Linked DNA regions of Homo sapiens: all the other regions are linked to region 1. Evidence: chromatin contacts called from ENCODE Hi-C or POLR2A ChIA-PET data. All regions are on one chromosome and are shown on one strand. The core of a region is the stretch at or near the end of the contact, and the rest is flanking DNA. Distances in the headings are between cores, read along the strand shown.

What was found. A loop is a pair of places that touch in the nucleus more often than their neighbours do. ChIA-PET counts read pairs that join two places held with the same protein, here RNA polymerase II (POLR2A). Pooled maps may share reads with other maps.
Region 2: a loop to region 1 is called in a pooled map, with 2.1 times the contacts of the local background. The contact joins two enhancer-like sites. A Hi-C loop is called at or near these places in 1 of 37 single-sample maps with no recorded cell type and 2 of 50 pooled maps. POLR2A ChIA-PET finds 5 or more read pairs at or near these places in 1 of 52 experiments (A549).
Region 3: a loop to region 1 is called in a map with no recorded cell type, with 4 times the contacts of the local background. The contact joins the promoter of LINCMD1 here to the enhancer-like site in region 1. A Hi-C loop is called at or near these places in 3 of 37 single-sample maps with no recorded cell type and 3 of 50 pooled maps.
Region 4: a loop to region 1 is called in a map with no recorded cell type, with 5 times the contacts of the local background. The contact joins two enhancer-like sites. A Hi-C loop is called at or near these places in 2 of 37 single-sample maps with no recorded cell type and 3 of 50 pooled maps.

Annotation. Positions count from the first base shown.
Region 1 is chr6:53,238,222-53,245,439 of GRCh38, reverse strand. LOC124901332 (a long non-coding RNA gene) reads left to right here. Exons shown (of 4, transcript XR_007059612.1): 3 at 1,009-1,169; 4 at 1,296-1,395. Among named protein-coding and RNA genes, the nearest start is that of MIR5685, 35 kb to the left of the region's middle. Within about 2 kb of position 4,484, at least 3 of the 41 ENCODE cell types and tissues checked have a DNase peak (open chromatin) inside an H3K27ac peak, as active enhancers do.
Region 2 is chr6:54,415,965-54,423,182 of GRCh38, reverse strand. No RefSeq gene overlaps it. Among named protein-coding and RNA genes, the nearest start is that of TINAG-AS1, 52 kb to the right of the region's middle. Within about 2 kb of position 3,127, at least 5 of the 41 ENCODE cell types and tissues checked have a DNase peak (open chromatin) inside an H3K27ac peak, as active enhancers do.
Region 3 is chr6:52,147,051-52,154,268 of GRCh38, reverse strand. It overlaps LINCMD1 (long intergenic non-protein coding RNA, muscle differentiation 1), which reads left to right and starts at 3,246. Exons shown (of 3, transcript NR_131248.1): 1 at 3,246-3,387; 2 at 6,802-6,901. It overlaps MIR133B (microRNA 133b), which reads right to left and starts at 5,346; the gene lies at 5,228-5,346. RefSeq lists an enhancer at 1,124-1,418.
Region 4 is chr6:54,289,309-54,296,526 of GRCh38, reverse strand. No RefSeq gene overlaps it. Among named protein-coding and RNA genes, the nearest start is that of TINAG, 16 kb to the left of the region's middle. Within about 2 kb of position 4,611, at least 3 of the 41 ENCODE cell types and tissues checked have a DNase peak (open chromatin) inside an H3K27ac peak, as active enhancers do.

The DNA.
Region 1 (7,218 bases), core at 3,235-5,734:
GACAAGCCTGGCCAACATGGCGAAACCCCATCTCTACTAAAAATACAAAAATCAGCCAGGTGTGGTAGCACGCACCTGTAATCCCAGCTAGTCTGGAGGCTGAGACAGGAGAATCACTTGAACCCGGGAGGCAGAGGTTGCAGTAAGCCGAGATCGCACCACTGCACTCCAGCCTGGGTGACTCTGTCTCACAGAAAAAAAAAAAAAAAAAAACCACAGGAGACTCTAGGGAGGCCACCAGGCCTGTCAAGGTTGCATGGTTCTCAGGTGGCAGGCTGGTATCACACCCCCCGCCCTGACTCACAAACTGTTCCTATTTTCATTTCCTTCCCCTTAAAAAAAGTAGAACTATCTCACTGATGTAAGAAGAACATACTTGGCTTTTTTTCTCGTAAGGAGTCTTAAAAAACACACTGATAGTTGACACTGTATATATCAAGGTTTTCTGGCAAAAATTTCCATGGAATGTAGTTCAGAGAGATGCTCCAGAAAAATTTTTAAAAAGCCTCTGTGGTCAAATAAGCTTGGAAAATGCAGTATGTTTGTTCCTGCCTTGGAATGTCATCACATACATAAGCTTAATAAAACTTCTCAGAAGTCTATAGTAAAGAAGTTCTAGTTCAGTTTTCCCTTTTCATATAACACCCATTAGCAGGAGGCAAGAAATGCTAGTACAGAAGTGGCTTCATGTCTTTTCTCTGTCCCTTTCACTTGTTGCGTGGCTGGTTTAGCACTGTAGGTGGCTCTGGCCTGAGTACGCAATGTGACCCTTTGGGAGTCAAGCAGGTGAGTGCATCCCAGAGCCTGCTGATTACCACCCATTCTTCCTTCCTTTCTCATCGACGGGAACCCCATTTTATGTGGGTCAATGAGTGCTGAGGCTCCCTTGAAGCTTGGTGTGGCCATGTGACATAGTTCTAACCCATGAGATGGGAACAGAAGTCTCTAGAGGGACTTTCAGAAAAGCTCATACATGCATTTTTCTTCATCATTCATTTTCCTGCCTAGAGTGCAGAGGCAATACATGGAGATGCAGCAGCCATCTTGTGACCATGAGGACAAAGATCATTTACCAAGGATGACAGAAGAGAAAGTTAGCAAGAGCCTTGACCCCTGATGAGGTGAAGTCATTTCACCAGCCTATCACAGCTTCTAGTCTTCTTGGGAATGTAAGAAAAACAAACTGTTATTTGCTTAAGCTCTTATAGCTAAGTTTCTGTTCCGTGCAGCTATTATTCTAATCAAAATAATGTTTCAGTGTTTATTCCTGAATATCACATAATTTTGCTCTGTAGGTGTCATCTTGGCTTTCTTTATGAATGGCAATTACTGGCTGGGTGCGGTGGCTGAGATGGGTGGATCACTTGAGGTCAGGAGTTCGAGACCAGCCTGGCCAACATGGTAAAACCCTGTCTCTACTAAAAATACAAAAAAATTAGCCAGGTGTGGTGCCACATGCCTGTAATCGCAGCTACTTTGGAGGCTGAGGTAGGAGAATCACTTGAACCCAGGAGGCGGAAGTTGCACTGAGCCAAGATATCACCATTGCACTCCACCCTGGGCAACAAGAGTGAAACTCTGTCTCAAAAAAAAAAAAAAAGAAAAAGAAAAGAGAAAAGAAAAGAAAAGAAAGGCAATTACTGGATAGGGTCTAAGAAGTTTACAAAGCAGGCCAGCAACAGCATCAAGTCATTCAAGTCAGTGTTTCTCAATGTGGCCCCCAGACCAGCAGCCTCAGCACCACCTGGGAACGTATTAGAAGTGCACATCCTCCGACCTCGCCCTAGACCTGCTGAACCTGAGACTCCAGGGGTGGGGCCCAGCAACTGGTGTTTCAGCAAGCCCTCCTGGTGCTCCTTACATACGAACTTTTTAGAACCATTTTAGAACTTAGTTTAGAACTAACATTTTAGAATTTAGTTACACATTCAACCTCAATGAATTTGTAAACCCACGAAAGGTCACTTTGAATGAAATAGTTGAGTTTGAACAGCAAGACTCATGCCCACACCTAACAACAGAGCACAGGCTTTGTGAGAAAAGGTGTCTGGCTTTGCCTTGGAAATTCAAACTGAGATAGAAGTACTATAAAGGGGCCAGGTGTGGTGGCTCACGCCTGTAATCCCAGCACTTTGGGAGGCCGAGGTGGGCGGATCACGAGGTCAGGAGATCGAGACCTTCCTGGTTAACACGGTGAAACCCCGTCTCTACTAAAAATACAAAAAATTAGCCAGGCATGGTGGCATGTGCCTGTAGTCCCAGCTACTCGGGAGGCTGAGGCAGGAGAATCGCTTGAACCCAGGAGGTGGAGGTTGCAGTGAGCAGAAGGAGCAACTCTGTCTCAAAAAAAAAAAAAAAGTACTATGAAGGTAACAGTGACAGAAATGGAAGCTACCACCACTTAAAGAGTGTGGTTAATTGTGGTTCATGTCAAGGTACCAAGAGGCTAGTGTTGCAATTTTCTTTTCTCTACACTTTGCTTTGCTTTGAGATGGAGTCTCACTCGGCTGCCCAGGCTGGAGTGCGGTGGTGTGATCTCAGCTCACTGCAACCTTTGCCACCTGGACTCAAGCGATTCTCCTGCCTCGGTCTCCCGAGTAGCTGGGATTACAGGCGTGCGCCACCACACCTGGCTAATTTTTGTATTTTTAGTAGAGACATGGTTTCACTATGTTGCCCAAGCAGGAGTCTTGAACTCCTGACCTCAATTAATCTGCCCACCTCATTCTCCCAAAGTGCTGGGATTACAAGCATGAGCCACTGCTCCCAGCCAGTATTGCAATTTTCACAGGAGGCTTTCACTTTACCTTTTCTTAATAACATACTGTTCCCTTGCCTCCAACTTGGTTCACTGGATAGAGTATATAGATAAGATTTGTACAAATCTCAGCAATTTAAGAATTTGCAAATGTGCATAGGAGTGAAGACAAGGTAAGAGTGCGATTAGAAATGCTCAGTGTGGCTGGAAATGTAATGAGCATGCTTTATTCTCACTCTCAACTTGAGATCTCCAAACTCACTCTATTCCATCCCACGGTATCTGCTTTCTCCTTTCTATTAAGCAACCAACCATTACTGAGCATTCTCGATTTTCCAAGGAAGGTGCTCATATATTTTTGGTGAATCCCATGAAGCCCATATTTGTAGCGGACATATGCTGTAATCCCAGAAGCAGAAGGGACCTGGTCCTCCTTTCTCCACTCTCCCCACACTGTGGAAGCTTCAGGGCACAGAGGCGATTGAGAGTTGCTCAGCAGCAGTGGTGCTGAGCATTTAGCTCTGGCCACAATATCCGGTGGCCAGTGCAGTTGATGTCAACATCAGTTTCCCAACCAGACCAACCCTGAGGCTTTGCCCTGCATGACTTTCCCTGCTCCCTGAGCTCCCTTAGGTTCTGCTAAGCCTGGTTCTATAGCCTTCCCTTCTATTGTGTGAATTGTCCAAAACTGATTCAATAAATTCCTCTTTTGCCTAAGCAAGCCAGAGTCACTTTCTGTTCGCTTTCAACTTAGAAGTCAAAGTAACATAATATTATTGCCATCTTTTTTAAGTGAAGACACTGACATTTGGAGGTCAAGGAACTTGCCAGATGTGTAATACCCAGCCTCCAAGATGGCCCCCAGTGATCTTCACCTCTTAGGTATTTATTTGCATAGTCTACTCCCATGTTGAATTAGGACTGGTCTGTGTAGAGTTCAGCAGGGATAATATGTGACTTCTGAATTGAGAGCATAAAGGACTTTGCAGCATCTGTCTTGCTCTCTTGGATTGCTTACTCTGGGCAAAGCCAGCACCATGCTGTGAGAATGTATTTACCATGTCTTTTATTTTTGTATTTTTATGCCTGTCCCAGGACTAGCCAGTTTTTAGAAATAGCAAACAACCATGAGGGTGCGTCACAAATGTAAACCAATCAATCCAGAGCCCACACACTGCCACCTCCATTATGGGCTCTCACCCTCCAGGCCACTATCCACCTGCCCTAATCACCCCAGGAGTAGGAACTAGGCAACTAGGGATAGCCCGTATGGCCCAGAGCCTGCTGAAATGATTCAAACTATTCAATCCAAAGCCCAATTACCCTCCCTCACTCATTCCTTCCCACAGAAACCACAATAAAAGTTTGTGCCCCTGGCCAGGCGCGGTGGGTCACGCCTGTAATCCCAGCACTTTGGGAGGCCAGGGCGGGCAGATCACAAGTTCAGGAGAATGAGACTACCCTGGCTAACACAGTGAAACCCCGTTTCTACTAAAAATACAAAAAATTAGCTGGGTATGGTGGCACACACCTGTAGTCCCAGCTACTCGGGAAGTTGAGGCAGGAGAATCACTTGAACTCAGGAGACAGAGGTTGCAGTGAGCCAAGATCTCACCACTGCACTCTAGCATGGCAATAGAGCGAGACTCCATCTCAAAAAAAAAAAGTTTGTGCCCCTGTTTTCACTCTGCTCCCTCTGCCTCCTGACTGATCTTGGTACTTCCCCATGTGGCTGGTGTGACACACCCCTTCCTCTTGAGATCTGTGAGCATAACAAACTATCTTTTTATTAGCAGTCATTCCTGATCTGATGGCTTTGCCATACCTAAATATTAATAAAACCTATATTTTAAACAGAGAACACTCAAGTACCATGTGGTGAAGCCCATATGGAGAGGAACTGAGGCCTCCCACCACAGCCAGCCCCCATTGGCCAGCCAAGTGAGTGGGCCTCCTTGGAAGCAGACCCACCAGCCCCAGTTGAACCTTCAGATTAGGGCAGCCCCAGCCCACACCCATCTGCAGTCTCATGAGAGGAGAGAATCTAAGCCAGACTTCCCATTCAAAAAGATCCAAAATTTGCAACCTACAGAAACAGAGACAATACATGCTTATTGTTATTTCAAGCCACTAAATTTTGAAGTAATTTGTTCCTCAGTAATGGCTTCTAAGTGGAGGAACTGATTCCTCCACTAACCCCACTTGGGGTTTCTTGTTGCCTCTCCAGTGTGCCAGTGTGAAAAATAGCAAGATACCTTGGGCTTCTGACTCAAACAGTAAGAAAAAAATTGTAATTTCACATAACAAGAATTCAAGATGTAGAGAGCATCTAGGGTAGATTAACAAAGCAGCCCAGTGATCTCACTCAGGCCCCAGATGATTCTCTTCATTTCTCTGCTCACTCAGCCTGTCAGCTGATCATTCTCTTTTTCAAAAGATGGCAGCAGCATTGCAAGCATCTCATACAGACAGCGCAGTTGAGCGCTGTTATTGGTTTAGACCAATGGGAGCACAGTTATTGGTTTAGACCGATTATCAATGGGAGTGCAGTGATTGGCTTAGGCCAATAACCAATGGGAGCATAGTGATCAGTTTTCCTTTGGGGATGAAGCTTAAGAGTTCTTCACTTGATCACATAGGGCTGGGGACACCCTTGAACAAAATCCAGGTTCTGGCAACAAGGAAAACCTATGCACAAGGGTTGGGGTGACGAATGACTTAGGTACATTATCTTCTATATAAGCCATCAAGGGGCCAGCTGCACTAGCGAGAAGGGCAATAGAGGCCCAGAGAAGGTGTCGGGAAAGCAGAAGAGTCGGGGCAGGTAGGTCAGGGCCAGTTGGAGGGCCTTGGGCTTTACACACAGAATGAATAACCTGAATGAGTCATTACCTAAACCACTGTTCCTTCACTCCATTCTCCCTCCTGAGAATGGGTTATGCACCTGCTCACACATGTGACTGTTCTTTCACATCACCAGTTTGGGTTGGGATGACATGACCCAGCTGCCTCCAGAAGCCTCCCAGCCAATGGACCCAGAGCAGGCTGTGGGCAAATCAGTCAGGTGGTGGCTGCTGATTGGAATTCATCCACATTCTCAGGGTGGAGAGCAGCAGATGTGTGCAGCCTCCTCCCCTATGGAGGGGATGCTATTTGTTTAAATGGTGGTTGGTGATGCCAGAAACACTTGGCCTCATTTATCTGGATATAGAATAATCCAGCACAAATAGATCAGTAGTAGTAGTACAGCAGCGATAGTAGCCCAACCCTTTTACTTTGTAGACATAGAAAACCAAGTTCATGTTGAAGTGACTTGGCCAGGATCACAAAGACCAAACTAGAACTAAGACTGAGTCTTAAGACTCTTGCTTTGATTCTGTTTCTCATTATACCTTGTAGGAAAAGTTTCTATGCCAAATTCTAGGCCAGATCTATAACGTCATTTTTCTGAGAAACAAAACTGCTTTAGGTAAGTTGTTCTAATAGTTCCTCAAGTTCATCTGAAATCTACTAATTATGTTTGATATGGAGACTTATTTTTAATGTTGTGTAATTAGACTTGCAAGTTCCACCCTTAAAACTTTTTATCTGTTGTTTACCAACACAGGCCAAGATTCCAGCTAATAATATTTTCAACCACTTTTGTCATTCTCCAATAAATTACATAGAAAATTGTCAAGAGTAATTCCTGGCCGGTCATGGTGGCTCACACCTGTAATCTCAGCACTTTGGGAGGCCTAGGCAGGCAGATCACGAGGTCAGGAGTTTGGGACCAGCCTGACCAACATGGTGATACCCCATCTCTACTAAAAATACAAACAAACAAACAAAAAATTAGCCGGGCGTGGTGGTGCGCACCTGTAATCCCAGCTACTCAGGAGGCTGAGGCAGGAGAATCACTTGAACCCAGGAGGCAGAGGTTGCAGTGAGCCAAGATTGCGCCACTGCACTCCAGCCTGCACAACAAAGTGAGACTCTGTCTCAAAAAAAAGAAAAAGTAATTCCTTTCCAGTGACAGCAGAAATCAGAGACTTCAAGTCTCCAGTTCAAGTTCACTGGACTCATTACTTCAAAGGGAGTATAATAAGCTCCCTGAGATTATCTTTCTGAAGTAACTCTTTTCTGTCTATCAGCTGACTTGCAACTGATTGTGTACTTGACACAGATCCACATGACTCGGTGCAATGGGAATAGTCCAGCAGTTTTGAATTCTCAGATGATTTTCGCTCTTTGTTTCTTGTCTTGTTTGAAGAGATCAAAAGGGAGCTCTATCGCTGTGTGATAAGTATGTTTCTATCACTGTTTTCCATAGCTTTCCCTTCCAAGATCCATTATAACTTTGGAAATGTGGTGAAATGTGTCTTACCAGACTAAATCTGGTAAGGTTTAGTCTAGGGGTGTGTGTGTGTGTGTGTGTATGTGTGTGTGTGCATGCACGCATGCCCGCATGTATGCTAGGA
Region 2 (7,218 bases), core at 1,878-4,377, 1.2 Mb before region 1:
GTTCCTCACATATTGTGGATATTAACCCCTAATTAAATATATGGTTTGCAAATATTTTCTGACATTCCATGAGTTGCCTTTTTACTATGTTGATTAATTTATTTGCTGTGCAGAAACTTTTTAGTTTGATGTAGTATGATGTATTTATTTTTGCTTTTATTGCCTATGCTTTTTGTATCATATCCAAAAAATCATTGCCAAGAGCAATGTCATGAAACTTTTTCCCTATGTTTTTGTCCAGGAGTCTTATGGTTTTAGATTGTACATTTAAGTCTTCAATAAATTTTGAGTTGATTTTGTGTATGGTGTAAAATAAACATCCTTGTGTTTTGTTTTGTTTTTTGTGGGTTTTTTTTTTTTTTTTTTTTTTGCATGCAGATATCCAGTTTCCTCAGCTCCATTTACTAATGACACTATTCCTTCTATTCCTTCCCTATTGTGTATTCTAGGTAACTCTGACCATGTGCATGTGGGTTTATTTCTGGGCTTTCTATTCTGAGCATCAGCCTATGTATCTGTTTTTATGCCAGGACCATAGTGTTTTGCGTACTAAGTTTGTAGTATATTTTAAAGTTAGGCAGTGTAATATCTACAGCTTTGTTCTTCTTGCTTTAGCTATTTGGGGTCTTTTGTAGTTCTATACAAATCTTACAATTATTTTTTTCTATTTCCATGTAAAATGACAATAGAAATTTGATAGCAATTACTTTAAATCTAGAGATCATTTTAGGTAGTATGCACATTTTAACAATGTTAATTCTTCTGATCCATGAACATAGGATACTTTTTCACTTATTTGTGTCTTTTTCAATATCATTCATCAATGTTCCATTGTTTTCAGTGTATGGAAACTTTTCCTCCTTGGTTAAGTTTATTCCTAAGTATTTTATTCTTTTAGATGCTATTGTAAATGTGATTATTTTCTTAATTTCTTATTCAAATAGTTCCTAGTGAGTGTACAGAAAACAATTGATTTTTATATGTTAATTTTACATCCTGCAAATTTATTTATTAGTTCTAACAGTTCTTTGGTGGAATCTTTAGAATTTTCTATATATATAGTCTATGATCTAAATTTAAGATTATGTCATCTGCAAACAGAGATAAATTTACTTCTTTATTTTCTATTTGGATGCCTTGATTTATTTCTTTCTTGTGCCTAATTGCTCTGGCTAGGACTTCCAGTACAATGTTGAATAGAAGTGGTGAGAGTGGCCATCTTGTCTTTTTACTAATCTTAGAGGAAAAGCTTTGAGTTTTCAGTCATATTGGCCTGTACTTTTATTATTATTATTATTATTATTATTATTATTTTAGTGTCATTGCCTGGTTTTTGGCGTCAGGGTAATCCCATACTCTTAAAATGAGTTTGGAAGTGTTGCCTCATCAATTTTTTGAAAAAATTTGAGAGGGATTGACTTTAATTCTTCTTTAAACTTTTGATAGAATTTACTCATAAAGCCATCCAGTCCAGGCTTTTCTTTGATGGAAGATTATTTATTGCTGATCTAATTTCCTTACTGGTTATTGATCCCTTCAGATTTTATATTTCATCATGCTTCAGTCTTGGTAGGTTGTAAGTTTCTGTGAATTTATCTATAGTAAAATGTATTCCTATGGTGTAGCTGAACGTCATTAGGATAACAAGGTCTAAGACTTTAGAATTTAGAGACACCTCTGCACTTGTTTTCTACTTTAGTATCCTATTAAACAAAAAATATCAACCTCCCCAAACACCTCCAACTTTTGTGCTGGACTTTTGGATGTACAAGCTCTTAATTTTTCTTTGATATTTCTCTTTTTCTTCAAAATTATCAGACATTTCTGAATCTTTCTACTTTCCCCTCTTGCATTAGTGCCTTCTTGTCTGAATTCACCTCTCACTTCCTCCAGATAAATCAACAATTTATTTAATGTAGGATTCTAAGTCAAAATATTTTAGGCAAAATCTTCAAATAACTTCACACTTGAAGTTATTTAAACTTTAAGACCTGCATAACAGTGGTTTATTTAGTTTTTAAAATCCATTCTGAGAACCCAAAGGACAGAGGCTGAGAATGTTTCAATTTCAACCACCAGCTAGATGATGTGCTCCTATAAGATGGACCATTAACACTTCACGTCAAAGTCTATCCTGGGGAAAATCTTCTAAAGTAGGACTATTAAACTAGACCACTCAAAGAGCTATACTGACACCTGTATGAAAAAGCTATAGTTCTATAAATGCTAGGAATTTATATTTCTATAAGTTCAGCTGATCTAATTGAGATATATTACCTTAGGGTCTTAGGAGGCTTTAGCTAAAAAATTATTAAAAAATTGTTAAACAATAATAGCATATATATGCCATAAATAAAATTGATTTAACAATTTTATTAATTTCATAAATATTTACAGAAAACCTAGTGTATATAAGTCATTGTTTATGGTTCTGAGGGTACAGAATGATCAAGAAAGAAAATGTTTTTGATCTAAAAAAACTGACATTCTTGTGGGAGAAAAATTCAATAAAATAACAAAAAAATTTAGATTGTGATAAGGTCTAAGAAGGATATAAAAAATGGATAGTAATATAGACAGGAAGTAGACCTGAGAGTAAAGGGCTCTATGAAGAAAGTTATTGAGGAAGGCATCCCTTAGGAAGTAAACTTTAACTCAGACCTGATTAAATTTTAAACTTTGTGCCAGCATTTGGTTTAAACCAGAAAAGTTTTGGTAAAGAAAAGGTTTAGAAAAGGCAAAGTACATAAGTGAGCATAATAAAATTAAAAAAAATAAAAGTAATTTATAGGATACATTTGTGCTATGTTATAATGAAAGTTGAGAATGTGTTTTTTAAAGCAGACTTTATTATATTGGTAAGTATTCACTGGATATGATTGAAAGCTCTAGTGAGTAAGTTATTACAGGAAGATACACTCTGTGCACTCTAAAATGATAGAAGGAAGATAAAAAGCAGAAGTCTTATTAAAAATCACCTATCTATATTTTTACCCAGGATGACCCACATTTTCTGTTCAAATCACCGCCACAGAGGAAAATAGGATTTGTCATGCTGGATTAGATCATTGCTCTATTACATGTGCAATGCTGATTCCAGCATGAGTCAAATATTTGTTGCATCAGACGAAAGTAAAAGCTTCCAAAACAAGTTGTCATACTTGCCGTGCTTTCAACTGCAGTCAAAATTCCATGTAGAGCTATACTTCAATCATTGAGCTCCTATTTTAGATATAAGACTTTTTTTAAGAAGTTTAAGACACTATATTTTATAGAGGCCTCAATAAATGTGAAATATGGTCACATCTTCCAGCTTCAATTCTCCTGCTCTAAATGTTTCTCTTTATCTCCCATCTATATTCATTTTGTGCCATGGAAGACAGGGGAGAAAAAGAGGCAGTAAACAGCTATATAGTTCCATAGGACATGGTTGAAGCAACAACCATGTTCATCTTTTAGGCTGCTGCATAGAGATTTTCTTTCTGCTTCAAAGAAGCCTCAGGATGTTAGCTTTACTCTATTTTACAAAGGATACATTGTATGAATTGTTATGGTCCATTAACCTGCAGGAATAACTCATTGTAATGCTGTAGAACTTTTTCTAGCTAATCTGCATAAGAGTCAGTATAGACCCTACTCATATAAAAAGATGGTTAATTATGAATAGAATATTTTCATGCTGAATGCAGGGATTGTATTTTATATATCCATCCCAACCAGGCTTGCTTTATATTCCATATTCCCTTGCACATTGTAGGTGCTCAATAAATGATTAGCCTGTCAAATTTGTCTTCCTAATTAAAGAGTTTAGGCCATTTATATTTATTAGGATAACAAATATATTTTGTTTTGTTACATTGTGTTATGTTGTGCTTTCTATTTTTACTATGCTTTTTTATTCTTATTTTTCTTTTTCTATATTGATATTTCTTGTTACTTTTCCTTTTACAGGTTTTCAAATTATAAAATATATTACTATATTTTAGTGTTATCTTAAAATTTTAAACGTACATTTAACTTAACAAAATGTAAAGTTAGTCAACAGTCTTACCAATAGTGCAAGCAATATGTGGACAGTAGAATGCTTTAACTCTTGTCATCCATTCTCCATTATATCCTAATAACTAATATTTTAGATTTAACTTTTTTAGTCTTAACTCCAGAAATTAGGAACAATTACTAATTTATACAGTCAATAATTATTTACATTTATCCACAAAGATTCCAGCTTTTGTTAACCATTCCTTTTTCAATTTTAGGCCTTCCTTCTGGGATTATTTTTATTCTTCCTGAGGTACATCCTTTGGCATTTCCTTTAGTGTGCATATGTAGGTGACAAAGTCATTTTTATTTGTCTGAAAATATCTTTATTCTACTTCTATTTTAACTGTAGTTTCATTTGTTATAGAACTCTAGTATTTCTAGATTATAAGTGTTTTTTGCTCAAGGTTTGAAGTTATCATTTCATAACTTCACTATTTTTTGGCTTCTAATACTTTAAAGAGGTATCTTTTAAAAAGATATCTCTTCCATCACTCTAATTTCTTTTCCTTTGTAGATAGCCTGCCTTTTCTCTCTGCAGCCAGATATTATTTCCTCCACATCTCTCTATTTGCTTCTTCTGGAATTTAGATTAAATAGTCACCAAAATTTGTCATTCTATTATCCATGTGATTTGCCCGTTTTGATATTTCCCATCTGTTTTCCTAACTTTTCTGGATTTCTTTTTAGATATTTTATGCAATTTAGGCCAGGCACAGTGGCTCATGCCTGTAATCCTAGCACTTTGGGAGGCGGAGACAGGTGGATCATGAGGTCAGCAGTTCAAGACCAGCCTGACCAACATGGTGAAACCCCGTCAGTACTAAAAATACAAAAATTAGCCAGGCATGGTGGCACGTGCCTGTAATCCCAGCTACTCAGGAGGCTGAGGCAGGAGAATCGCTTGAACTCAGGGGGTGGAGGTTGCAGTGTGCCAAGACTGTGCCATTGCACTCCAGCCTGGGCAACAGAGCGGGACTGTCTCAAAAAAAAAAAAAAAAAAAAAAAAAATATATATATATATATATATATATATATATATATATTTATTTTATCCAATTTATTAATACCTTCAATTGTGTCTAACTCTCTATTTAACTTATACACTATTCTCTATTATATCATAATTACACACTTAATATTTTAACTATTTTTCAAAATTAGGGTAATTTTGACAACTTCATATTTGTATCATATATTCAATATTAACCTTTATTTGGGGCTATCTTATTTCTTCTGATAATTATCTTAATATTATCTGATTATTATAAGTTATTTGTTTCTTTTTATTTTAGATTTTTAAACTTCTAATGTTAGGGTTTGATTCTTTTGTTTGATGTTTTTGATGTCTCTCGATCATTTGGATTTGCGTGGCTTGTGTACATATACAGCATGGAATGCTGTGCAACCATGAAAAAGAATGAGGTCATGTTCTTTGCAGGGACATAGATAGAGATGGAGACCATTATCCTTAGCAAACTAACATAGGGACAGAAATCCAAATACTGCATTTTCTTACTTATAAGTGGGAGCTAAATGATGAGAATACATGGACACATAGAGGGGAACAACATACACTAGGGCCTTTTGGAGGGTGGAGGTTGGGAGAAGGGAGATGATCAAGAAAAATAATTAATGGGTAGTAGGCTTAATACCTGAGTGATGAAATAATCTGTACAACAAAGCTCCATGATACAAGTTTACCTATGTAACAAACCTGCACTTGTACCCTTGAACTTAAATAAAAGTTTTAAAGAAAAAAAAGAATTCTAAGGAGATCCTCATTTTTTTAAAAAAAATGTTTATTCTCCTATTCAAAAACAAGGACAAATGGGCAGTCTCACCATTGCCCTGTGAAAGACAGCTTTTTAAGCCACTGCAATTGTCATCTTCTGTGGGTCAGGTATGATACAATGTGCAGAGATGTTTCATATTTGGCTGCCTGGAGTTTGTCACCTGTCTCCAACACAGCAGGCACATCACTGGATCTCTATATGCTCTTGGCACTAGTTTACCTCTCTGGGCTTAAATTTTCTCTTTGTTTCAAACCTCCAAGTATTTCCCATACTATCCCACCAGTTGAGATATTTTTTTCTAAACAAGTTTTTTCTAAAAATATGTTTTGCCTGTGTATATGTATATACATATATATGTATATGTGTATATCTATGTGTATATACATATATATGTATGTGTGTATATATGTGTATATATATATGTGTGTGCACATGCATATAAAAATCTGTATATTTACCTACATGATTTGCTCAATAGGAAACAAAGAGCCAATGTTCCAATTATGAGCTTAAGCCTCATGCGGCATTGTCCATCTCTACTTTTTTTCTCGGACTCCAAAAACTACCATGTGAAGAATCCTGAGCTAGCCTGCTGAAGCATGAACCACCACATGGATCTGAGTAGTGAATTCATGCTAGCCAAGCTGCAGGTATCTGAGAGAACACAGCCAAGATGAGCAAGCTAAGCCACAGATGACCTGCTGGTTGAGCACAGATACCTGAGTGAGGCATCATGGGTCTTCAGCAATTTTATTATTATATGCTATTATGTGATTTTCTTTGTGTTTATTTTGCTTGGGGTTTGTCCGTCTTCTGAGCATCATGAATTTATATTGTTCATAAAATTTAGAAAATTTCCAGCCAGTATTTCTTCAGCATTTTTGGCTTCTACCTTCTTCTCCTCTCCTCCTGTAATTCGAATCCCGTAGACATCAGCCCACTTAATATCAAGCCATTGAAGCACTGTCTTTTTCATTCTCATTTATCTGCTTAATTTTAAATAGACTCTTCTGATGTCCACTGACCTTTTATTCTGTAGTCTAATTTGCAGTTAAAGCCATCCAGTGATTTTTTTCTTTATATATTTTGACTTTCATCTCCAGAAGTTCCATTTGGTTGCTTTTATTATCATACATTTCTTTCTTCATTGTGTTTATATTTTTCTTTCAATGCTTGAACTTATGGATGGCATTATAATAACTATGTTAAAGGCCATGTCTATTAATTCCACCCTCTCAGTCATTTCTAGGTCTGTTTATATTAACTAAATTTTTTCTCAGTTTTGAGTCGCAGTTTACTACCTCTTAATATATTTAGAAAGTATTTATTGAATATCAAACATAGCAAATATTACCTTGCTGAGTGTTTGCATATATTTGTG
Region 3 (7,218 bases), core at 1,997-4,496, 1.1 Mb after region 1:
GTACATGTATAGCTTTGGGAAAAATAAAAAGACATAAAAATAAAAAATCTCTGTGGCTTACTTTTTGTTACAAGTAATACATGCTAGCTGGGAAAAATTTAGAAAATTCAGAGAGGCCGTCCTCCAAAAATCCATTGTCTAGAAATATTTACTCTTGGACCTTTGGTCTAGATTCTTCCATATTTTTCTTAACATATACATACATGTATTTTTCTTAAAAACAGAAATGGATTGTGTTAGTTTCCCTTTGTGAGTTAACAATATGTCTCCAGAGTGTCAAAGGGTATATATTTGATGCTATATGAGTTAGGGCACTTTTGTTTGCAAATGATGTAATTTCAGTGTTAAGTGCCTTAGGTAAAAAGGAATACAGAATATAGGAACTGGGCCTTGGGAACAACCACGTCCAGGACTGAAATACCTCTGGGGCTCTGTATCTGTTCTCTCTTTGGTTTCTTTTTAAGTAATTGGTTCATTCTTATCTCTTACTAAGCACTACTGAGAAATACTGGGAATAATTTTGAAGCTTCACATCTTTCTATTTTAACTTTCCAAGGAAACACAGCTTTAATTTTTATAGACCAATAATCCAAACTCCCATGAAAGGGCTCACTAGGATGGCTTAAGTTAGAGAAAGGTGCATGGTTGTAAAGGTTCTTGGGGAAGCATGGTGAATGGAGGGAGGGAGAGGTAATTTTAAGAATAGCCAAGGGGGCTGGGTGCAGTGGCTCACGCCTGTAATCCCAGGACTTTGGGAGGGCAAGACGGGTGGATCATGAGGTCAAGAGATTGAGACAATCCTGGCCAACATAGTGAAACCCCGTCTCTACTAAAAATACAAAAATTAGCCAGGCGTGGTGGTGGGTGCTTGTAGTCCCAGCTACTTGGGAGGCTGAGGCAGGAGAATCACTTGAACCCAGGAGGCAGAGGTTGCAGTGAACTGAGATTGCACCACTGCGCTCCAGCCTGGCAATGGAGCAAGACTCCATCTCAAAAAAAAAAAAAAAAAAAAAAGAATAGCCAAGGGAGGGAGACTGAGCTGTTAACAGAGAAAGAGAAGATTCTGGGCAGAGAAGATAATAGCCTTCTTGATGCCTATGTATTGATAAATGATGCTTTGAAGAGTATAGACCTATATTCACTCCCAGCTATGTATGAGCTGCTGTTTTCTAACAGTCTTGCCAGCCCTGGGAATTACCATCAGAAAGAAACTCGTTGATGGACTGCACTAATGGGATTTTCTTGTTTGTCTGGATTCCTGCCAGTTAGATAGCCCCGCACTATTTTCCGTCAACTCCTTCCGGGGAAGAGCTCCTTCAGCACGCCTGTGCTATCACTTTCTTCCTCCCAACACTCACCAGATGTGGGGGTGGGGTCCATTCTGAGGGTGACCAAGAGTCGTCATGTTTGACCGGTGTGACATCATGGGCTGCCACTTACTGGCACAGGACTGATGATGATACAGGAACACACATAAAGGGACACAGCAGCAATCACAAAACCACACACCCCACTGGGTGGCCTAACCTAGATTTCTGCCCTGAAGAGGGGCTGTGGCAGGATGAGCAACCGCAACCCGTGGGCAGCAGTCCCCATTCTCTGATTCCTCTTGATTTCTTACGGAAATGGAGAGTTTGGGCTTGTGGGACCTTTGAACATGGATATCAAGGTCATTCAAACTTACCAGAAAACATGTTTTCTTAAAGGTTCTGTCTTTTTATAGTGGTGAGTGGGAGCAGGAATACATTTGCTCCCCTCCTGGTTTAAGGAAAATCAAACAGAAATGTGAATGGAAGTTGAATTCTCCAGGAGTGAATAAGAGGGGACAGTACGATATTTTGACTTTGGAGGCAGGCTATGACTAGAACTCCTTCCATCCTGTGGCCCTCAAAGATGTGTTCTGCAAAGACCCTTGAGGGCAAGGGGATAGGTAGAAAGTTGGATGACAATGTTCACTCATGTTCTCCAACCCTTGCCAGAAGTGTGCTAGCTTGCTCCCCTTCCCTCTCCTCCCCTCCTCTCCTTTTCTTTTTCTTTATTCCTTTCTCTCTCCTTCCTTCCTTTCCTTTACCTTCTTTCTCTCCCTCCCTCCCTCTCTCCCTTCTTAACTTCCTTCCTTCCTTCCCTCCCTCTCTCACTCCTTCCCTCCCTCTCTACCTCCCTCCCTCTTCTTTCCTTCTTTTTTTTTCTTTTGTTTTTGAGACAGGGTCTCACTCTGTCACCCAGGCTGGAGTGCAGTGGTGCCATCGCAGCTCACTGCAGCCTCAATCAAACTCCTGGGCTCAAGCGATCCTCCCACCTCAGCGTCCCCATCCCTGTGCCCAGCTAATTTTTGGTATTTTTTGTAGAGATGGAGTTTTGCTCAGGCTGGTCTTGAACTCCTGAGCTCAAGAGATCCGCCAGCGTTGGCCTCCCAAAGTGCTGGGATTTATAGACAAGAACCCTCATGCCTGGCCTGGCTGGCTTCTTTCTAACAGAGAGAAGACATTATTTAGTCTTAGCCTTATATGTCTTGTCCAGTTTTATCAGGCATTTTAGCCATAATATCCCAAATATGAAAGTGACCCTTTTTTAACACTCCTTTTACCTATACCTGGCATTGTTATCTAATCTTTACCTACATGACCTCTGCCCTTCCAGATGGAAAAGATCCCTCCTGTTAAGGACAGCTGGTATTTGGCCACATCATGTTTGTTTTCTGTTCTGCCAGGTGACTTCCGGGTGACAGCTCTGCGACTGCGCTTCAAGATCACCCTGCTTCTACTCCCAGAGGCATACCCCTAGTTCGCAGGGAAGTTCCATTTCATCACAGACCTGGGAAGCAGAGAGAAGCTTGTTGCCATCCTTCCCCCACACCTTACTACTGCTTTGAACCAGTGTGCTGCATTGAAAGAGATAAGTAGAAATAGTTGAACCAAAAATTACATGATCCCATAGTTTGTGCTTAAAATAAACAAAGAAGCTGATCTTTCAGTGAACATGTTTTTATTGAACACCAACTTAATTTCAGGAACATTTCAGGTACATTGTCAGAAATAAAGACTCTTAAGAATGTATTATTATGTACCCAATACTGGTTTCAGGCCTTTACATGTATTCTCATGAAACTCTATGAAGTAGATATTATTATCAATATTCCTACTTTACAGATGAGGAAACCCAGGCCTGGAGAGGTCAAGCAACTTGCTCAAGTGGCACAGCTGGAGAGTGGGGAGCTGGGACTTGAGCCCAGGTAGTGTGTCCCCAGCACCTTCAACTAAACTCCATTCTGTGCTGCCCTTTGGAACACCCACTCAATGGCCTTCACACTCCATGTCCTACTTGGGAGGACATGTGATCTCAACAGCACTCACAAATGAAGGCTTTCCAGACAGGATATTGAAGATGGTAAGATCAGTCTCATGTATAAAGCATTTTTTAAAAGTAAAGCATATTATATGCTAGTCATATGTACTAGGGTGAATGCATGTATGCTACATGCTAGTAGAATTAATAGTTGGAATATAAAAATACCCTATAGGCTGGGCACGGTGGCTCACATTTGTAATCCCAGCACTTTGGGAGGCCAAGGCGGGCGGATCACTTGAGGTCAGGAGTTCAAGACCAGCCTGGCCAACATGGTGAAACCCTGTCTCTACTAAAAATATAAAACTTAGTCGGGTGGTAGTGGTGCGTGCCTGTAATCTCAGCTGCTTGGGAGGCTGAGGCAGGAGAATCGCTTGAGCCTGGGAGGCGGAGGTTGCAGTGAGCTGAAATCGTGCCACTGCACTCCTATCTGGGCAACAGAGTGAGACCCTGTCTCAAAAAATAAACAAAAACAAAAACAAAACAACAACAACAAAAAACAAAACCCTACAGTGAGCAATGAGCCTTTATGTATTTTTTGAGTTCTTCTCCTATTTTTTTTTTAATTTGGCTCTTTCCTTCTACATACAAGTGCCTGTGGACACAGCATTGTCCTTGTGCTGTTGCCATTTACAGCAGTAAAACAACAGCTACTATTTCTTAAGGGCTTATATTTGGCTCTTTATTAACACTGTCTGTTTTAAGCCTTACGGTAACTGAGGTTGGTATCATTGTCCCCATTTTACAGATGAGTAAACTAAGGCTTGTGCAATGTTAATTGAGCTGCGGAGAGGATATATCACAGCTAATAAATTAGAGGGGCAGCATTCAACCCCAGGTCTTCCTGAATGCAAAGATTTGTGCTAGTAAGCTCTGTGTTCTCCTCTGAGGTCACTGTGGTGGGCTCTAGGCACTTATGCTACCCCATTTGTGTCAGAATACAGCATGTGAACACACATGTCTATAGAATTTTAAACCCAAATATTTACTTATTACTGTCTAAGTTCCAGACACACACCATAAAAGATACAAATCTTAAAAGATAAACTGGAAGGACAGGTCAGAATTCTCCCTTAGTAAAAGGTAGCGATTATGAGAACTTAGCTCATTACAGCCTCCATCTCCTGGACTTAAGTGATCTTCCTGCCTCAGCCTCCCAAGTAGCTAGGACTATAGGTGTGCACTACCGCATTCAGCTAATTAAAACAAAAAAAATTTTTTTTTGGTAGAAACAGCATCTTGCTATGTTGACCAGGCTGATCTGGAACTCCTGGCCTCAAGCAATCCCCTGTCTTAGCCACCCCAAATGCTGAGATTTTAGGCATAAGCCACTGTGCCTGGTGTGACAGGTACTATTATCCCTATTCTACAGATCAGGGAACTGAGAAATGATTGCTTAGTGAATAGATATCTTGGGCTGAATAGATCAATAGAGACTTGATGATACATAATGTGCTAGGCATATTTGGTGGGATAGGTAAGAATTATGCCTTGGAACTAGCCATGCTATAACTTGCAATTCAATTGGATCACACCATATATACATGTCTAATTTCTTTCCTTAGACTGTTAGCCCCTAGTGAGCAGGAGCCCTGTCTTCTATGTCTCATGCTCTTCCCCTGGCTGGCTTAGGGTTGGCACAAACTCCATCCTCAAACTCTTTCTTGACTGTGTGTCTGTCAAAAGCATGTAAGTGGCTGCAGCTGTGAGTGCAAAGGCACAGAACAGTGTGTGTTGAGCATTAAAATCTTGCTCACTTTTGACTCCAGGACTCCTCTTCTCTTCCTTCCTGGGAGCATAAGAATATGGTGAAAAAACCAGAATTGTTTTCTCAAGGAAAGTTTTAGTAGGTAATTTCAGTTGCAGTTGAATCTCTTCTGTTTCTCCAAGGACTGGGCATTGCCAGCCCTGCTGTAGCTGGTTGAAGGGGACCAAACCTCTCAGGAAGACGGACTTGGTTCCGTTTGACCAGCCAGAGCAGGGGGCATCTTTCTTCTGAGGTGACTGCAGCCTCTAGTGTGCAGGTATCTTGGTGTGTCTCAAGCATCATTTGTCTAAGCCTGTAATGCAAAAAGAAGCAGCATTAGCATCTGTCAAATGCCAGGAGCTTGCCTTGTCCAGAATGTCCTCTTACATGATTTGTACATACATCTCATACAATTTGTACATACAAATCATACATAATTTGTATTTCATGTTGCATGACTTCAATTTATTTTTTCTTTAATCTTTAATCTTTTTTCAAATAGAAACATCATGAAGATCAAATATGCTATAGAATTATAGAATATGAAAAATGACAGTATGCCATAATGCTTCCTCTTCCCATTTTCCGAAAGAAATGTAACATTTTGGCATATATTCTTTGAATGCTTAACATTTTAATTTCTTTAAATTATGTTTTTAATTCAAGTATGATATATTTATAAAAGAATATTTATAATATATAAGTGATGGTACATAATGGTAAAACCAATACCCATGAACAACGATCTACTTTTTTTTGTTGTTACTTTTTTGAGATGGAGTCTCACTCTGTCACCCAGGCTGGAGTGCAGTGGCGCTATCTCAGCTCACTGCAACCTCTGCCTCCTGTTTCAAGTGATTCTCCTGCCTCAAACTCCTGAGTAGCTGGAATTACAGACACCTGCCACCATGTCCCGCTATTTTTGTATTTTGAGTAGAAATGGGGTTTTGCCATGTTGGCCAGGCTGGTCTCAAACCCCTGACCTCAGGTGATCCACCCATCTCAGCCTCTCAAAGTGCTGGGATTTTAGCCGTGAGCCATCACGCCTGGCCCAACGATCTACCTTTTAAAAAGAACTATTTTTTACTGTTTTATACTATTGCTTTCTTTGTACTGAATGCTTTTTCCAATTTATTTCTTTATGTTTCCCCCCGGAGGTAACAATCACACTGAATTTATTTTTTCTTATGATTTTGATATTTTTCTTTATAGTTTTTACCATTTATGCATATATTTCTAAACAATATATATGCATATTTTAGTATATAATGGCATCATATCATAGGTATTGTTTTGTGACTTGATATTTCATTTAAAATGATATTTGCAAGATTCATCCATATTGATGTGGTAGCAGCAGTTTATTAATTTTCATTGCTTTATGGTTTTCTACTGTGTGAATATACTATAATTTATTTATTCTCCCAGCCATAGACATTGAGGTTGTTTGGTTTAACAAGGGGATAGCATTGACTAAACTGTTTCTCAAAGGAGGTGGAAAAATCTTTGATTCTTGCAGATTTTAAAGGAGAACTCTGGATTTGTATGTTGGCCTTGTAAAAGAATGGCAACACTTACCAGCCCGAAACATCTGGAAGTAGGACCCAGAAATTAGTGCTATAACCTGCCCTTTGGGTGATTCCGATGCAGCTCAAGTTTGAGAACCACTGAACTAATAGGAGTACCCACTGGTTTCTCTCTGTTTCTAGGGAGGTGTGAGCTGTGGGAGAGAGCTGACTAAGAAGAAGAAACTCCCCAGAAAGGTGGCCTGCCAGTCTTCACGATGTATGGGAGCAGGTGGGAAAAGAGGTAGGCAGAAAGGATAGTTTGAATGATGCTAGAAAATTGTCCTTCTCCCTGGGGGCTAGGCATTGCAGCCCTTTTATTTTCTCTTCCTGATGAAGACAAGTAAAACTAAGTGGAATGCATGTGGCCTTGGAGTCACACTTATCTGGGTTCAAATCCTACCAATGCTTTCCTGGCTCTTTTGCTTCTAGGAAGTTACATAACATCTTTTAACCTGAGTTTCTACATCTGCACAGCAGGAGAAGGTTGTATCTACTCTGCCTGCTTGTTGCGAGGCTTAATGACAAGGAAGGAAAGGTGCACTGTGTCCCTAGTGGGCA
Region 4 (7,218 bases), core at 3,362-5,861, 1.1 Mb before region 1:
TTTGGCATGTTTTGGCATGTGACCTCCAGATGCATTTACCCTAAAAGGACTTAAAACCAAACATAAGCTTCTCCTCTTTGCTGATACATGTTCAATTAGGAATTAGGAATCTTTTGCAAAACATGACTATTTTATCTACATAAAAATGTGTGCCAGGCAAAATGGCTGACTACATGCAGCCAGGAGGAACATCTGCCACTGAGGGATGGGGACATCGGGGAGACTGGTGCACTCTGAGCAGATCTTTGGAGGGAAGGCCTTGAGAATGGATGGGGGGTGAACACAGACACTGAGTTTAAAAGGGAGAGAACTGGGAATGCTGCATGGGGCTACCATGCTCTGGGACTCATTCCTGGCCTCTAGTGACTCCTGCAGAAGGAATGAGTTGGAAAGGCAAGGAAGGACCCACTCTCACCACAGACTTCTGGAATCCTGGCAGCAAGAGACCCCCACACCCTCCATAGACACTTGAGCTGCCAGATAGACCTGCTTAGAATGGTGGTAGGGGCAGGACTCCAGCCTGTGCAAAGCCCAGAATGTTTGGTGTGGGAACATCTGCAGGGAGAATGTCCAGGGATGTCCTTCCCCCAAGGCTCACCATGCAGAATTCAGTCTTAGTGGAACTGTTGGACCTTAACAGAGCAGGGTGATCTTGCCCATGAGATGGCAGCCAGTCCAACCTGAGGCTCCACTGTCTGCTGGCCCCTCCTGGGGTCCTAGCCTGGCTGAGCCTACTTGCAGTGCAGCCTCAAATACCCAATCAGGGTGCCTCCCAGAGGCCCACCACATCATAGCTCCTGTGCTGGCAGACCATACCTGACCACTGAAGAGCTCCAGCCGAATGGCCCCCACCTATGTGCACCAGCCCACTGGCAGCCTCCCCCAACTGAAGCCTCCCCTGTGCTGCTTTGCCAGCACACACTCGCCCACAGTCACCCCCCACAGCAATTTGTCAGCACACATGGGCATGGGAGGATCTCCCCTCCCCTTCCCTACATGGGTGCATGGGCATGTTCACCTTGCAATGCCACTACTGCCACCATGAGCACACCTTGTTCTCTCCCAGCCTTGCTGCCATTACCAGCATGAATGCATGCACACACACGGAGACCAGAGGCCCGTCGCCACCCTGTACCACCATTGCTGCCAGTGCAGACATGCAAATGGACAGCAACAGCCCAGCCCCTCAACTCTGCACCACCACCACCACCATTGGGGTGAATGCATGCATGGAGGCCACCAATGACCCATGTTTTGCACTGACACTGCTGCTGGTGCAAATGCACACATGGATGCCAGCAGCCCTGCCTTCCTATGCTGCCACCAATGCCTCTGTGAATACCAGCATGGAGGATGGCGCCCGCTGAACCAGCTAGGCTCTGCCCTAGCAGGTGAGTGAGCAGCCCACCCCGCTGCTGCTGCTGCTGCTGCTGGCACGTGTGAAAGAGCATGGATCCTGTTGCTACCACACAATGAAGCACTTCAGCTGGCACTACACATCAGAGGGTTGTGGCCAATGGTCGAGGAACACTTTGGCCCCTCTAGCACAGCAGGTTCCTAAACTCAAGGGAACTTGAGAACAAAGCCAAGGGCCCAATACAAGTCCCCCAGAGTTAGGGTATGCAGTCCAGGAGTGCTGATCTGGACCTTTTCTCCCTAACATCTTCTAAAAATGAAGCCACTTGACTGAACCCACTTAATACCACAAGCAAACCCCCAAGGAAATCAAATAAGATAAAAACATTGATAAATCCACCCAAAGGATGGCAACTTCAAAGGCTGAAAGAATATCAGCCCACAAAGATGAGAAAAAAGCATCACAAGAACTCTGGAAATTTAAAATGCCAAAATGTCTTCTTATCTCAAAACAAGTTCCCCAGAACTAATTCCCTAACAACGGTTCTTAACCAGGCCAAAATCATTGAAATGACAGAAATAGAATTCAGAATGTGGGTAAGAAGGAAGCTCAAGATTCAAGAGAAAGTCAAAACACAATCCAAGGATTCTAACCAATATAATAAAATGATATAGGAGCTGAAAGATGATGTGGCCATTTTAAAAAAGAACCAAACTGATCTGATAGAGCTGAAAAACTCACTTCAAGAATTTCAGAATATAATTGTGAGTATTAACAGTAGAATCAACCAAGCTGAGGAAGGAATCTCAGCACTTGAAGGCCAATTCTCCAAAATAACTGTCAGATAAAAATAATGAAAAAACAATAAAGAAGAACAAAACCTCCCAGAAATATGGGACTATGTAAAGAGACCAAATCTATGACTCATTGGCATCCCTGAAAGACGGGGAGATAAACTAGACAGCTTGGAAAACATATTTCAAGATTTCATTCATGAAAATTTCCCCAACCTTGCTAGACAGGCCAACATTCAAATTCAGGAAATGCAGAGAACCCCTGTGCAATACTACATAAGAAGACCATCTTCAAGACACATAGTCATCAGATTCTTCAAAGTTTAAATGAGAGAAAAAAGGCACCCAGGTAGAAGGGGCAGGTCACCTACAAAGGGAACCCCATCAGGCTAACAGTGGACCTTTCAGTAGTAACCTAAAAGCCAGAAGAGATTGTGGGCCTATATTCAGCATTCTTAAAGAAAAGAAGTCCCAACAAATAATGTCATATCCAGGCAAACAAAGCTTCTTAAACAAAGCAGAAATATTTCAGACAAGCAAATGCTAAGGAAATTTGTTACCTCCATACCTACCTTACAAGAAGTCTTGAAGGGAATGCTAAACATAGAAAGGAAAGACTATTACCAGCCACTACAAAAATACACTGAAATGCAGAGACCAGTGACACTATAAAGCAACCTCCCATACAAATCTGCATAATAACCAACTAACGACATAATAGGATCAAATCCACATATATTAACACTAACCTTCAATGTAAATGGGCTAAATGCCCCAATTAAAAATCACAGAGTGGCAAGATGAATAGAGAAACAAGACCCATGGGTATGCTGTCTTCAACAGTCTCTCTCATATACACTGACACCCATAGGCTGAAAGTGAAGGGATGGAGAAAAATCTACCAAGCAAATGGAGAACAGAAAAACAGCAGAGATTGTTACTTTAATTTCAGACAGAACAGACTTTAAACCAACAAAAATCAAAAAACATAAGGAAGGGCATTACATAATGGTAAAGGGCTCCATTCAATAAGAAGACCTAACTATCATAAATATGTATACACCTAACACAGGAGCACTCACATTCATAACACAAGTTCTTAGAGACCTATGAAGAGACTTAGATAAGTACACAATGACAGTGGGAAGACTTTAATACTCCACTGACTGTATTAGGTAGATGATTGAGGCAGAAAACTTAACAGATATCCATAACTTGAACTTGACACTTGACCAAATAGACCTAATAGATGTCTGCAGAACTCTACACCCCAAAACAACAGAATGTACATTCTTCTCATGTGCACATTGCAGATACTCTAAAATTGACCACACAATTGTACATAAAATAATCCTCAGCAAATTCAAAATCATAGGAACAGAAAACCAAATACCACATGTTCTCACTTACAAGTGGGAGCTAAACATTGAGTGCATAGGACACAAAGTAGGGAACAACAGATACCAGGGCCTGCTTGAGGGTGAAAGAAGGGAGGAGGATGAAGATCAAAAAACTACCCATCAGGGACTATGTTTATCACCTGGGTGATGAAATAATCTGTACACTAAACCCCAGTTACATGCAATTTACCTATACAACAAATCTGTACATGTACCCCCTGAAACTAAAATGAACGTTAAAAAAAAAGAAAATCAATGTAATTCACCACATTAACAGAATAAAGAACAAATGTGTAAATAAGATCAGACACTTTCTCAATGATCTCTACACAAGTGAAAGGGAACTCATGGCATGTGATAACAGCATCTATTGCCTTGTCACTTGTTTTAATGCGAGAATTTGAAGGGGCTTTCAGCCTATGGAATCATCACTAACTTGGGGGAATCATCCCATATTTATGTCATCAGCACACTCTCAATGCTTAAAAACCCTTTCATTTGCAAACTCATAATCTCACTCCAGCACTCCTAATCCAGTGTTTTTCATGCTGGCTGAAGATTAGAATCACCTGGAAGTAAAAATTATAAAAAATAAAAATTAAGCTCTTCTCTATATCTCATCTTAAGAATCTATGATTTCATTTGTATAGAACAAGATGAAATAAGTTGAAAAACAACTATTGCAGTTACTCAAAAATTTCATTTTTCCAGTCTCTTTTTCCTCATCTCTTCCCTATTAATTTCAATAGTACAGACACAGGGCCTTCCTGTATAATGTCATGATTTGTGATATGTCATTTGGATTTATTCTTATTGAAAAATGAGTTATCCCATACACTTGTACAACAGCTATTCATTTCCTCATCACTTTTAACTTATAAAAATTATCACTATTTTCCATCCCACCATGCCTTTTCTTCCTGGCACTTATTTTGTACTTATCAAGCACGGAGTCGTAGGAGGTGTTTCTTGAGTCATAGCTGCTCTCCATGTGTCAGTTTTAAGGTCATTTGCATTAAATTACCTTAACTACCCTGAAAGTAACACATGGAGAGCAGCTTCCTATGACTCAAGAAACCACAATGACTAAAATAACCTAACATTATTAGTAACCCATTTATTGGTGGTGAGCACTTTTAATTGTCATCTAATTTTACTCAAATAGTGAGACTTCATAAATTGAAAATACATAAATTGAAAAGCTTCCATACCAGATACATAATAGGCACTCAATATATATTAGTTTCCTCTCCAAATTATTTCCTGGATTTGCCCCTCCCTTTCCAATCATTCACCTTTGGATAATAAGAGCATTAAACAGATCTTGTGTAATCTTAAATTCTAATTCTCAGAGGGCTATTAATATTCAGCAATCATATTTCTTCCTTTTGTAGAATAAAAAAATCATTTGTATTCATGAGTAGGAATCCTCAGGGTATTCACATCCCATTTGCTCACAGAGATGATGATAACAACCCATTCAAAAATGTTGATGTTCAATCAGAACAGAATGAGGAAAATGAGATGAAACACACTACATGAGACGGATGCACCTGGGTTGAGGAAAGCATGATGGTCCAGACAAGGACAGGGCTCCTTGTTTCTCACCAGAAGCAGGCAACTTTGGGCATGTTATTACAGAGATGGTATGTCCTTTCCTACCCTCCATGAGGCAGGAACCATAGCTGACTGGGAAAGCTGACTCATTTTGAGCAGCTGCTCTAGTGAACACCAGAAGAGAGAAAGGAGAAGTGTTTCCACTCTCACAAGCAAATAAAGTGAGAATGAAGACTAATACATTTTCTAAAACGTTTCAGAGCCCCAAGGACCAAAAAAATAGGGATGGGGGGGCGGTGGAGATGTGTATTCCTTACATTACAGAGAGATATAAATAACATGTCTGAAATGATCTCATTTAAAACAGTGTGGTCAAGAAGAGAGAGTTTGGGATTTTGAATCCGAAAATTGAATGTGGGTTCTGGCATTAGCCTTATCTTTTGATGTACTCTTTTTAGAGGTTATTTATCTTTTTTTGACTCAGTTTATGGGTGAAATGATAATAAGTATACTGGTTGAGTATATTTTCTCACATTTAGGTTATTCGTATGAAGGACATCCACAGTTTAGACCACTAAATTAGGTTGAGCCAAACACAACGTACTTCCTTGTTTCTGCATCTCTTGCACCATGGTGCAAAACTCGTGCTGCTGAACTCAGAGTCTTAGTTTAGGCATCTAACAACTAACTGTTAAGCAGTAACACACACATTTATCTGAACAGGAATAGGCAACAGCTCAAGCACAATGCAAGCTGAATTCATTTTAGATTCTGTCATATTTTTATCCCCCCAAAACAACAGAATCTGCAGAATATGAAGTCTGGTTCAATCATATAAAATTTCCATTACCGAATACCTTTTACATCTTCTGTTTCTAAAGTAACAACATTCAGATTTGTACAATAGTGTACTAGTTTATTTTACATTTGTGTAACCAAAAAGCCCCTTTAGATTAACTTTTGAAAACAACTCTTAATTTGAGTTTGAGAGATCACTTCAAGGGAGACAGAAGCTAGGTGCAGATTTTTACTACTTGTTTGGCTTCTCTGCTCTTCTATGAGGTTGAAGTTGGCTCCTCTACTTTTCAAGCAGGGAACCCTGATGCCTCACAATCTCAGGAGGTGGGGGGGGAAAAGAAAGTGGCTTTATAATGTATGGTGATATTTAGGTTCACTTGCATAGTAAATGCAATTTTTAAAGCAAAGGGCAAAGCTTGCTGGAATTCCATTGCTTTCTTAAAAAGAAAAAATTCCCAGATCATTTTACATCTGAGTGTTTAGAATCATCCCTCACATGGCTTCACTTATGGATTATGATATTTCTAAAAAATTTTGTCTCTAGTCTAGATTGTGCTTAGAATTCTTCACCCATATTTTTAACTGCATACTGGACACGTCCACTTAAATATTTTTCAGTTATCTTAAATTCAACATTTCTAAAACTGAATTCACATTTTGCCCTTTCCACTCCCCTTCTTTTTTGTCCCCAAACACACACAGACACACACACACACACACACACACACACACGACATGCATACAAATTCCTTCTATGTTTCAGTATTTCTTGGAATAGGCTAACCTTATTCTGCGAGAACAAGTAACTCCAAAATCTCAAAAGCATAGTATATAAATTTTATTTCTAGCTCATACAAGGTCTTCTCTTGACTGAGCAACAATTCAAAGCAGCTGTGCTCCAGGGGGTTACTCAGGGTTCCCAGCCATTTTGATTCTGTGACTCTACAATCTGAACATACGGTCTCCCTGCTTCTTGCCAAAGAAGAAAAGGACTGAAGAATGGTATAGGAATTTCCATCACTTCATCCCAGAAGTAACACGTGTCACTTCCACTTCCACTGAGTGGTTTCTCCCAACTGCCATGGTGTTGCCAAGTATAGTTTTCCATGTGCCAGAAAGAAAGAATAGGAAACAAAAACTACATAGCATTGTATTTGGCCGAGTTTCCTATTTCAGATTCCCGGTTCAGAATCTGTGATTTTTATCCATCTTTCTTATCAATCCACATCCAATAAAATACCACTGATAAGTGGATACCATTATTCTGCTTTTTCTATGTCTCCTTAATTAGCCTACCTTTCTTCATTGCCAC